2 separate regions of the Homo sapiens genome follow, and region 2 is linked to region 1. Evidence: chromatin loops called from intact Hi-C (ENCODE). Cell type or tissue: endothelial cell of umbilical vein. All regions are shown on one strand. Each heading gives the region's core, and the rest is flanking DNA. Links, peaks and the distances in the headings are about the cores only.

Region 1 (5,359 bases), core at 95-5,094:
ACAGTGAGAAACCACGCCACCCCCACAAGGAGGCTAGGATCAAAAGTCGACAACAGGCCGGGCGCGGTGGCTCACGTCTGTGATCCCAGCACTCTGGGACGCTGAGGTGTGAGGATCACCTGAGGTTGGGAGTTCAAGACCACCCTGCCCAACACGGTGAAACCCCGTCTCTACTAAAAATACAAAAAATTAGCCGGGCGCAGTGGCTCACACCTGTAATCTCAGCACTTTGGGAGGCCGAGGCGGGCGGATCACGAGGTCAAGAGATCGAGACCATCCTGGCTAACACGGTGAAACCCCATCTCTACTAAAAAATACAAAAAAATTAGCTGGGCGTGGTGGCAGGTGCCTGTAGTCCCAGCTACTCGGGAGGCTGAGGCAGGAGAATGGCGTGAACCCGGGAGGTGGAGGTTGCAGTGAGCCGAGATCGCCCCATTGCACTCCAGCCTGGGTGACAGAGCAAGACTCTGTCTCAAAAAAAAAAAAAAAAAAAAAAAAAGTCGACAATAACAAGTGGTGAGGATGTAGAGGAACTGGAACCCACATCTGTGGCTGGTGGGAAGGTAACGTGGGCAGCTGCTTGCTAAACAGTCTAGCAGTTCCTCTGATGGGTGAATATGGAGTCACCAGCAGACCCAGCAATTCTCCCAGATACACACCCAAAAGTAATACAAACGTACGCCCACATAAAAACGTGTACAGCACTACAAACCCAAAAGGCAGAAACAGGTCGAGTGGTCACCAACAGCGGAACGGGCAAACACAATACGGCACATCCATCCAGCGGAGTATGACTCAGCCGTGAAAAGGAAGGAGACTCCGACCCAGGCCACGGTGCTGATGCACCTGGAGGACGTCACGCTCAGTGAGATACGCCAGACACAAAAGGCCACGCAGTGTGTGATCCCATTTCTTTTCTTTGTTCTTGTTTTTCTGAGATGGAGTCTCCCTCTGTTGCCCAGGCTGGAGTGCAGTGGCGCGATCTCGGCTCACGGCAATCTCCGCCTCCCGGGTTCAAGCGGTTCTGTCTCAACCTCCCGAGTGCTGGGATTATAGGTGCCCGCCACCACACCCAGCTAATTTTTGTATTTTTAGTAAAGACAGGGTTTTGCTGTGTTGGCCAGGCTGGTCTCAAACTCCTGACCTCAGGTGCTCTGCCCACCTCAGCCTCCCAAAGTACAGGGATTACAGGCGTGAAGCACTGCACCCAGCTATGTGATCCCATTTCTATAAAATGTCCAGAACAGGCCAATCCACAGAGGCAGGAGGGGATGTGTGGTTGCCAGGGGCTGGGGCGTGCTGGTAGAATAGGGGGATAATAGTTAAAGGGTCAGGGTTTATTTTATTTTATTTATTTAGAGACAGAATCTCTCTCTGCCACACAGGCTGGAGTGCAGTGGCATGATCTCGGCTCACTGTAACCTCTGCTTCTGAGTTCAAGTGATTCCCCTGCCTCAGCCTCCCAAGTAGCTGGGACTACAGGCGCGTGCTGCCACGCCCGGCTAATTTTTTATATTTTTAGTAGAGACAGGGTTTCACCGTGTTAGCCAGGATGGTCTCGATCTCCTGACCTCGTGATCCGCCTGCCCCGGCCTCCCAAAGTGCTGGGATTGCAGACGTGAGCCACTGCACCCACCCTATCCTTCTTATTTTTTCGAGACAGGGTCTCGCTCTGTCACCAAGCTGGAGTGTGGTGGCGCGATCACGGCTCACTGCAGCCTTGTCCTCCTGGGCTCAAGGGATCCTCCCACCTCAGGGTCCCAAGTAGCTGGGACTACAGGTGTGCGCCACCACACTCAGCTAATTTTTGTAGAGATGGGGTCTTGCTATACCGCCCAGGCTGGTGTAGAACTCCTGGGCTCAGGCTATCTGCCCATCTCGGCCTCCCACAGTGCCGGGATCACAGGTGTGAGCCACTGTGCCTGGCCCCAATCGTACAATTAAAACAGTGAATTGTATGGCATATGAAGTATAGCCCAATAAAGCTGTTTTTTAAGATTCATCTCAAATTCATTCAACACTTATTAGAATTGTTGAGACTAAAGGTTCAAATCCTTAAGCAGCTGAAGATCTGTGATTAACCGCCTGTGCGTGTAAAATCCCATCACGGGCCGGGCGCGGTGGCTCACGCCTTTAATCCCAGCGCTTTGGGAGGCCGAGGCAGGCGGATCACAAGGTCAGGAGATCGAGACCATCCTGGCTAACACGGTGAAACCTTGTCTCTACTAAAAATACAAAAAATTAGCCGGGCGCGGTGGCGGATGCCTGTAGTCCCAGCTACTCGGGAGGCTGAGGCAGGAGAATGGCGTGAACCCGGGAGGTAGAGCTTGCAGTGAGCCGCGATCGCGCCACTGTACTCCAGCCTGGGCGACAGAGCGAGACTCCGTCTCAAAAAATAAATAAACAAATATATAAATAAAATCCTACCATGGTGGGGTGCGGTGGCTCACGCCTGTAATCCCAGCACTTTGGGAGGCCAAGGAGGGCAGATCACCTGAGCCCAGGAGTTCTAGACCAGCCTGGGCAACATAGCAAGACCCCGTCTCTACAAAAATTAGCTGAGTTTGGTGGCGCCCGTCTGTACTCGCAGCTACTCAGGAGGCTGAGGCAGAAGGATCGCTTGAACCCAGGAGATCGAGGCTGCAGTGAGTTAGGACAGCACCACTACACTCCAGCCTACCCGACAGAGTAAGACCCTGCCTCAAAAATAATAATAATCCAATAAAATCCTACCGTGGCCGCTTTCTAGAAGCTGGGCCTGCTGTGTGGGTGACAGGAGGCCACCAGGAGGCTACGTCAGACATCAGGAGGCTGAGATCCTAATCACTGCCCGACACGTGCTGGCCTCCAAAACTGCACGTCCCCAGGCCCCAGGCAGCAAGGTTCCAGGTGTCCAAGGAAAGAACCCGTGGCCCTGAGCCTGCTGCGCCCGGCCCCCCGCCGCGGCCTGGCCACCCACCAGACCTGCAGCCGACAGCAGAATTTCACAGCTGTCGAGGATTTGCAGGCGGAAGTTAGCCCCGAGCCCTGCCAGGACCTGGGAGGAAGAGGCAGAGACGGTGCCAAGCGGCCGGCCAGCGGGCCAGGCCTGCCACGTGCCAGGAAGGGGGTGGGGCAGGCGCCAGAGTCAACAGGGGCCCCAGTAGGGGCCGGGCGGGAGGTAACACTGACTGGGCTGGTTGGGCCCAGGCCACTGTTGACACTGGGAACACAGGTGTCTGGCCAGCTGGGCGGGCGGCGGCATCGGCGGCTGGACCTGCCACGAACAGCCCAGGATAAGATCCCAGGACTGGCTGGGCACCGTGGCTCAGGCCTGTAATCCCAGCACTTTGGGAAGCTGAGTGAGGCAGATCACTTGAGCCCAGGAGTTTGAGACCAACCTGGGCAACACCGTGAAAGCCCTTCTCTAGAGAAAAAAAAGTCACAGGACTGCAGGGCGGGGGCCTCCCCCCACCCCCGCTGCCCACGACCATCCCTAGGCCCTCATCTTCTCGGAGTTCCAATCCCGTCTCCCGCAAGACCCAGAGGCGGCACCCGGTCCCTACACACAAGCCGAGCTTTAGTCCACCTCAGGGCCTCTGCACTGCCCGGTACACCCAGGGGGCAGGTGCGGGGCGGCAGGATCTCCAGGAATACCTGAGGCTGCCGGTGACACAGTGACCCCCCTCCCTGCACTGGCCTCAGTTTCCCCATCTCGGCTTCCCGCTGCAGAAAAACCCCACATGGCACCTACAACCCTGACCCGCGGTGTCGCCCAGACAAGGTAGACAGTGGCTTCTGCCTCCTGCCTTCGCTCAGGACATGCTGCGGGCTGTGGGGTCAGGGCGCCTGGCCCCTCATCCCTGCCTGGTCTGGGCCAGTCACCCCAAAACTCCCCCATCGGCTTTGGGCCTTGGAGGCCGGGGCTGTCTGGGCGGGGCGTGTGTCCAGGGTCAGGGGGTCCCATTCACCTCTGACCCCCGAAGGACCGACTGAATGGGGGGCCTTGACCCTCCCTCTCGGCTTGGCTATAACCCTGCGGGGATGGAGGTCTCCGTCCGGCTCCTGCCCGCCCCTCCAGCCCAGGGCTCCCTGCGGGCTGAGTCCCGGGCAGATGGCGAATATTGGGTGAATGTTAAATTAATTGGTGAATTAAATTAATGAAATTAAAGAGAATCCACTCTCAGCATGCTCATCCGTATCATCTTAAACCCAGAAAAGATCACAAGACCCCTCCTCCCAACACTGAGCCTCTGTTTTCTCACTGGCAGAATGGGACGCGCGGCAGTGTGGCCCGTGGAGCATCCCCTTCTGCAGGAGTGGGAAACTGAGTCACAGAGCAGGGTGGAATCAGCGAGACGCCCCCCCCCCCCACCGAGTCCCCGCCGCTGCCCTGGCCATTCTCCCACACCGTGTCCGGCTTTCAGCTCTTTACTATTTGTGAGTTTCCAGGCAGCCCAACCTTAAGTCTCTTGAGGGCTGCTGGGGTTAGGGCCGCCCCTTAAGCTACCCGGCACCCCTGGAGTCAGGAGCCCCGGGGAGGCCCCCCTGGGTGTCTGTGCCTTGGCCCCTCCTAGGAGGCTCCTCAGAGCGGATTCTGGAAGCCCAGGGCCGAAGGGGCTGCCCCGAGGCAGGCATGTCCCAGCGTGTCCATCATCCACCTCCCTGCGGGAGCCCAGACCAGCTCCAGCCCCGGGCGAGGAGGTGGCTCCCCCCAGCCGCGCCCAGAGGTCGAGGCAGAGCCCAGCTGGACGAGGGCTGGAATGTGAGCCTGGCCACCATCTGGTTTCCATCTGCCCGGCCCAGCACGGCCCAACTTCAAAGCATCCCCCGCCCGGCCACTTCCTCTGGCCTGGCCGCCTGCGGGGAAAGGCTGGGGCGGCCCCTACTTCCTCCTTCAGCCTGGGGTCCCTGAGACCCCCTGCCGGCCCCAGCCTTAACCGCCCACTCGGAGCCTCACAGGCCCTGGCTCCTGCGTCTCCTGCAGCCACACCTGAGCCACCCCCACATCCCCTCGGCTGCCAGCTGCAGCCCGCAACCCCCCACGGCTCTCCACAGATGCCAGGGGACAGAGGAGGCCAAGTCACCACGTCACCAAGGCCCCGGCCTCTCTGCCCGCATCGCCCGCAGGCCTGGTTCCTCCAACCCAAGCCCAGCTCGGGCCGGCGCCAGCCTCTCCCTCCCAGGCCCACCTTTCCATCTCTGCCCCATCACCTCCGATATGGGGGCCGTGGAGCCCCCCAGGTTTCTCCTACCCGGCCGGGTGCTCCTCACACATCCCACATCAGAGCAATGAACAGCCAGCTGGTCGAGCCCACGCCCAGGAGGGAAGCACAGGAAGCACAGCTACCGCAGGAACCCCCAGCTCTCAACTCGACGC
Region 2 (5,359 bases), core at 360-5,359, 170 kb before region 1:
GAGGGGCTCGTGGGAACGCCGGGCATCCCAGGTGGGCTCGGGGCTCGTGGGAACACCGTGCATTGTGGGTGAGCACGGCGAGGGCCTAGGTGGGCAAGGGGCTCGTGGAAGCGCCATGCATCCTGGGTGAGCGAGGGTACTGGGTGAGACTGGGCGGATGCAGGCACAGGGCTCGTGGGATCACCGTGCACGTCTCTGGAAGGTGCCCAGGCTGGTGCACGCTGCCCACCATGCTCATCCCCAGGCTTCACGGGGCACCTGCTACATTGTTGTGAACGAAAGGCCGGCGAGCCTGTGCTTCCAGCCTCATGGGGCCAGGCCTGTCCATCAGGACCACTTCCCTGTGTCCAGATGAGGGTCGGGTCCGGGCCATGGCTACTTCACTCATGAGCAGTGCCGCAGCCAACCAGGCTCCCACGATCCCCCACAGCCTGCTTGGGGTCACCCAGCACCTGAGCAGCCCCCAGGCTCCTACAATCTCCTCACAGCCTGCTTGGGGTTACCTAGGATCTGAGCGGCCCCCAGGCTCCCACGATCCCCCACAGCCTGCTCGGGGTTACATAGGACCTGAGCGGCCCCCAGGCTCCCACGATCCCCCACAGCCTGCTCGGGGTTACCTAGGACCTGAGCGGTTGCCAGGTTGGGGCCCACGTGCACCATCCCCACGCTGGGCCAGGTCAGGCCAGGATCCAGGACACCCTCTCCTGTGCTCTCGGGGGGTCGTCTCTAGGGTGCGCCCCGGCTACGGGACTGACCCTGGCCCCAGCCCACAGTCCCAGGCCTGGACACCACTTACCCTCCACCCGCCCCCCTAGACCTTGCTCCCGGTATCGAGGAGATCTACGAGGAGAGCCAGCAGGTGTTCCTGGCTCCCGGGCACCCGCAGGACGGGCAGGTGGTCTTCTACAAGGTCAGCAGGAAGCCCCACAGCCCCTCACACTCTGCCCACCCCGCCCCCACCACACTCACACCCCCCCACCCCGTGCCGTGGCAGATCAGCGTGGACCGCGGCCTGAAGTGGGAGGACGCCTTTGCCAAGTCGCTGGCGCTGACGGGCCCCTATGACGGCTTCTACCTCTCCTACAAGGTGGGGTCGGGCGGGGTTACCCCCCCAGAGGAGGGCCCGCGGGGGGCGGACCGGGGCGCGGCCTCAACGCCCCCCTCCGCAGGTCCGCGGTAACAAGCCCAGCTGCCTGCTGGCGGAGCAGAACCGCGGCCAGTTCTTCACGGTGTACAAGCCCAACATCGGCCGGCAGAGCCAGCTGGAGGCCCTGGACAGCCTCCGCCGCAAGTTCCACCGGGTAGGCGGCCGCCGGGCGCAGCTTTCGCTCGGGTTGCCGGCCCTGACCCCGCCCAGGCTCATGCGGCCCTGTGTCCCTAGGTCACCGCGGAGGAGGCCAAGGAGCCCTGGGAGAGTGGCTACGCTTTGTCGCTGACGCACTGCAGCCACAGCGCCTGGTGAGGGCGGGCCGGGGACCAGGGGGAAACCGGCAGATGGCGGCGACCCAGGCGGGGATCGGGGGCTCCCGAGACCCTGAGAGGAGGCGGGAGATCTCAGGGCACCTGGGGAGCCTGCGGGCCCCTGGGACCCGCCTGAGCCGAGACGACCCGTCTCGTCCGCAGGAACCGGCACTGCCGGCTGGCGCAGGAGGGTAAGGACTGCCTGCAGGGGCTGCGGCTGCGGCACCACTACATGCTGTGCGGCGCGCTGCTGCGCGTGTGGGGCCGCATCGCCGCCGTCATGGCCGACGTCAGCAGCAGCAGCTACCTGCAGATCGTGCGGCTGAAGACCAAGGACAGGAAGAAGCAAGTGGGTGAGTGGGCGGCGGGCGCCCCGGGAAGGCCCGAGCCCCCAGCGCCGGCCCTGACCCCGACGCTCTGCCCGCAGGCATCAAGATCCCCGAGGGCTGCGTGCGCCGGGTGCTGCAGGAGCTGCGGCTGATGGATGCGGACGTGAAGCGCAGGCAGGCGCCCGCCCTGGGCTGCCCCGCCCCGCCCGCCCCGCGCCCGCTGGCGCTGCCTTGCGGCCCCGGAGAGGTGCTGGACCTCACCTACAGCCCCCCGGCCGAGGCCTTCCCGCCGCCCCCGCACTTCTCTTTCCCGGCGCCGCTGTCCCTGGACGCCGGCCCCGGCGTCGTGCCGCTGGGCACCCCCGACGCCCAGGCCGACCCTGCGGCCCTCGCGCACCAGGGCTGCGACATCAACTTCAAGGAGGTGCTGGAGGACATGCTGCGCTCGCTGCACGCGGGGCCGCCCTCCGAGGGCGCGCTGGGGGAGGGCGCGGGGGCGGGGGGCGCGGCGGGCGGTGGTCCCGAGCGGCAGAGCGTGATCCAGTTCAGCCCACCCTTCCCCGGCGCCCAGGCTCCTCTCTGACACGCCTTTAGGCGAAACATGCCCCAAGACACAGGGACCGTTTCTCCCCTAGGAGCAGCGGTGGGGAGCAGGGCCAAGGTCCCCTGACCACTGCTCAGAGGAGCCCTAGGCCCTGGCCGCAGTGCCTTCAGCGCCCGACCCGGGCCCCCACCTGGTCAGCCCTGGCGGGGCCCACTCAGGACAGCTGGGGGCCGGGGCGTGGCAGGGCCCTCTCTGTGCCTCTCCTCCCAAGTAGGAAGGGGCTCCGGGTGGCTGCTCTGGGACTGGGCACCCACAAGGGCTCAGTGGGCCCAAACCCTTGAAATCCGTGAAACCGGGTGGTCCCAAGAGCTAGAAACTCAGGAAACCCCAGGTGCTCAGGGCCCCGCGTCTCGGGGGCTCCGTGGGGCAGACCCCTGCTAATATATGCAATTCTCCCTCCCCCAGCCCTTCCCTGACCCCTAAGTTATTGCCCGCTCACCTCTCCCAGGCCCCAGGCCGCGGAGCTGGCAGGGTGGCGCCTGCGGTTTCTATGTATTTATAGCAAGTTCTGATGTACATATGTAAAGGACTTTTTTAAATATATGTGCCTTTTGCCTACTTCCCACGGAGTCTGCTCCTCAGCCTGTGGGACAGGGAGGGAAGGGCAGGGGTGTGTGGGCATCCCCCCAGGCTCTCCTGGTTACCAGGCCTTTCTGCCCACTGCCTGTGCTGGCCCCATGTGGATGAGAGGGGACGAGGGCTGGGAGAGACAGACCTCTCAACCCAGTGTCTGGGGCAGGTGCCATGGACCGTCCATTCCACAGACCCCCAGTGGGGGCAGCTGGGATCAGCCACCCTGGCAGGCTGCAGTCCCTCTAGCTGTGCAGGTGGGCAGCCAGGCCGTGTCCAGACAGCCCCCGGGTCCCATGAACGGTGGCTGGTACTGCTCTACCAGCCCCTCCTGGCCTGTCCATCCCCAGCCCTCACGGAGGGACTCTGTGCAAACAGTAACCACCCAGCCACCCCCACACCCCCCAGCCAGGTGAGGCCCCAAGGGCCGGTGTGGGTGCCCAACCCATCCCCAGCACCAGGGCCACGCTGTTCCTCGGGCCTCTGCACTTCTGCTTCCTGGCCAGGGGAGGCCCCAGTAGCCACCTCCTAACAGTTAAGGCCCGGGGCCAGGAAGCACAGCCACTTAGAATTATCTCCTCCAAGACTCGGCACTACACCAGGCCCTGCCTGTGCACAGCAGGTGGGGCTGCACGGATTAAGAGCCAGGGCTGGGTGTCCAACGGGCCCAGATCTCACTGCACCCCAGCACTGCAGCCAGCACAGCCCCCCGAGCCTGGAGGAAGAGGGGGCAACAACACGCCACCTCCATGGCACCCCCAGCCTGGCAGCTGACGGCAACTGGCCCTGACATGGAGGGGCCCCTGGCAAAAGGGCCCCCCAAGCCCCTACGCAGAAAGATCCAGCAGGCTAATTTGTCTGTTTATTCCCACAAGGTAGCCAGGGGTGGGGGCGCCGAGCCAAGCCCAGCAGGCCATGGGACCTTCCTCCGGCGGGGTGCACGCTGGATTTTCGGGTCTGCCCCACCAGCAGGTTTGCAGGCAGGCCGTCATGAGTGCCGGTGGAAGGCTCCAAGGGCGTGGGCAGGGGCTCGGGCGGGGCCACACACTTGTGGAGCTAGAAATAGTGGGGCAGGTCCTTCTCTATCACCTGTCGGGGAGGAAAGCTGGGTTAGGGCAGCTACCTCCCAAGCCCCCGAGCCTCAAGCGGGCTCCCTAGAGAGGACCTACCAGGGGCTCCTCCATGGGTCCGTAGCGCTTCACCACGCAGCCGTTCTTGTCGATGAGGAACTGTGGAGAGACGGTGTCCAAACTGTGGGGCCACCCCTGCAAGGGGCTGAGGCTGCCCTTCCTGTCCGCTGCCCATCTGGGCCACGGCTGTGGCCAGGGGAAGCTGGTCCCCTACCCCCCACAGCCCCCTTACCTTGGTGAAGTTCCACTTGATGGCACTGGAAAAGAAGCACATGGACGTGAGCGTCCCCAGCAGCCCCCCACAGTCCCCAAGCTGTCCTGTCTCCAGGAGGCCACAAGGGTGTGAGCTTCCCCGGCTGCCTCCACAGCCACAGTGCCCCCAAGCCCCCCCAGAGCCATCTTACCCCAGGAGGCCATGCAGTGTGAGAGTCCCAACAGCCCCCCACAGGCCCCCGAGCCATCCTGTCCCCAGGAGGCCACAAAGGTGTGGGCATCCCTGGCTGCCTCCACAGCCCTCTATGTCCCCCTGAGCCATCTTACCCCCAGGAGGCCACGCGATGTGAGAGTCCCAGCACCTCCCCGCAACCGCCCCCCGAGCCATGAGCCATTCTGCCCCAGGGAGGTGTGAGCATCCCAGCAGCCCCCCCACCCCCACCCCAGCAGCCGTACTGTCCCCAGAGGTCACGCACTTTCCCAGGATGCCCTTGCCCTTGGGTTGGATCTTCATCCACTTCCACAGCGGGTGGGCGTCGTCCCCGTTCACGCAGATCTTGCTGAACATATCGAATTTGACGTTGTAGCCCGCGGCGAACTCTTTGATCTCTTCGTTACTCCCTGGCTCCTGTGGCGGCCAAGGTGTGTGAGTGAGTCGGGGGCTGGCACCCCCTCAGTCCGGGCCCCCTGCACACTCCCAGGCCCTCTCCAGGCTGGAGCCCACCCCGACCCCCACCCACCCGCCTCTGCGGGCCCCGGGGACGCAGCAGCCCACCTGCTTCCCGAACTGGTTACACGGGAAGGCCAGGATCCGCAAACCACACTCAGCGTATCGGGCGTGCAGGTCGACGAGCTGAGTGTAGTTTACTTCGGTCTTGCCTCACTGGGAGGCCACGTTGGTGACGATGCACACGAAGCCCCTGCGAGGATCGGCGGCGTCAGCGCAGAAGAACACGGCCCCCTCCCAGGGCCCGACCCCGCGCCCCACCCCAGGCGAGCGCCCACCGGTACTTGTCCAGGTTAACCATGTGCCCGTCGATGTCCTTGGCGGA

Evidence for each region. Hi-C counts contacts between places; a loop is a spot of excess contacts. Peaks named below come from ENCODE experiments on the same cell type or tissue, not always from the same donor. Only the 100,000 strongest peaks of a DNase experiment are listed, where the experiment ranks them.
Region 2: it touches region 1 in a loop (2.3-fold over the local background); 12 of 110 quality-filtered maps call a loop at or near these places.

The regions. Positions count from the first base shown.
Region 1 is chr19:932,840-938,198 of GRCh38, reverse strand. All of the region lies in intron 3 of ARID3A (AT-rich interaction domain 3A), which reads right to left. Among named protein-coding and RNA genes, the nearest start is that of ARID3A, 9.5 kb to the right of the region's middle. RefSeq lists enhancers at 3,117-3,647, 4,711-5,241, 5,242-5,359 and a silencer at 4,960-5,009. In endothelial cell of umbilical vein, for the core only: no CTCF peak of the experiment used is centred there; a DNase peak (open chromatin) is centred at 3,078; H3K27ac peaks cover 334 bases.
Region 2 is chr19:1,105,234-1,110,592 of GRCh38, reverse strand. GPX4 (glutathione peroxidase 4) reads right to left here. Exons shown (of 7, transcript NM_002085.5): 2 at 5,313-5,359; 3 at 5,083-5,227; 4 at 4,784-4,935; 5 at 4,327-4,351; 6 at 4,134-4,193; 7 at 3,814-4,053. The coding sequence ends at 4,021. SBNO2 (strawberry notch homolog 2) reads left to right here. Exons shown (of 32, transcript NM_014963.3): 27 at 816-910; 28 at 995-1,087; 29 at 1,170-1,301; 30 at 1,382-1,458; 31 at 1,624-1,814; 32 at 1,889-2,955. The coding sequence ends at 2,373. Among named protein-coding and RNA genes, the nearest start is that of GPX4, 3.9 kb to the right of the region's middle. RefSeq lists enhancers at 3,582-3,751, 3,297-4,173. In endothelial cell of umbilical vein, for the core only: CTCF peaks have their summits at 3,201 and 3,405; no DNase peak of the experiment used is centred there; H3K4me3 peaks cover 529 bases; H3K27ac peaks cover 34 bases.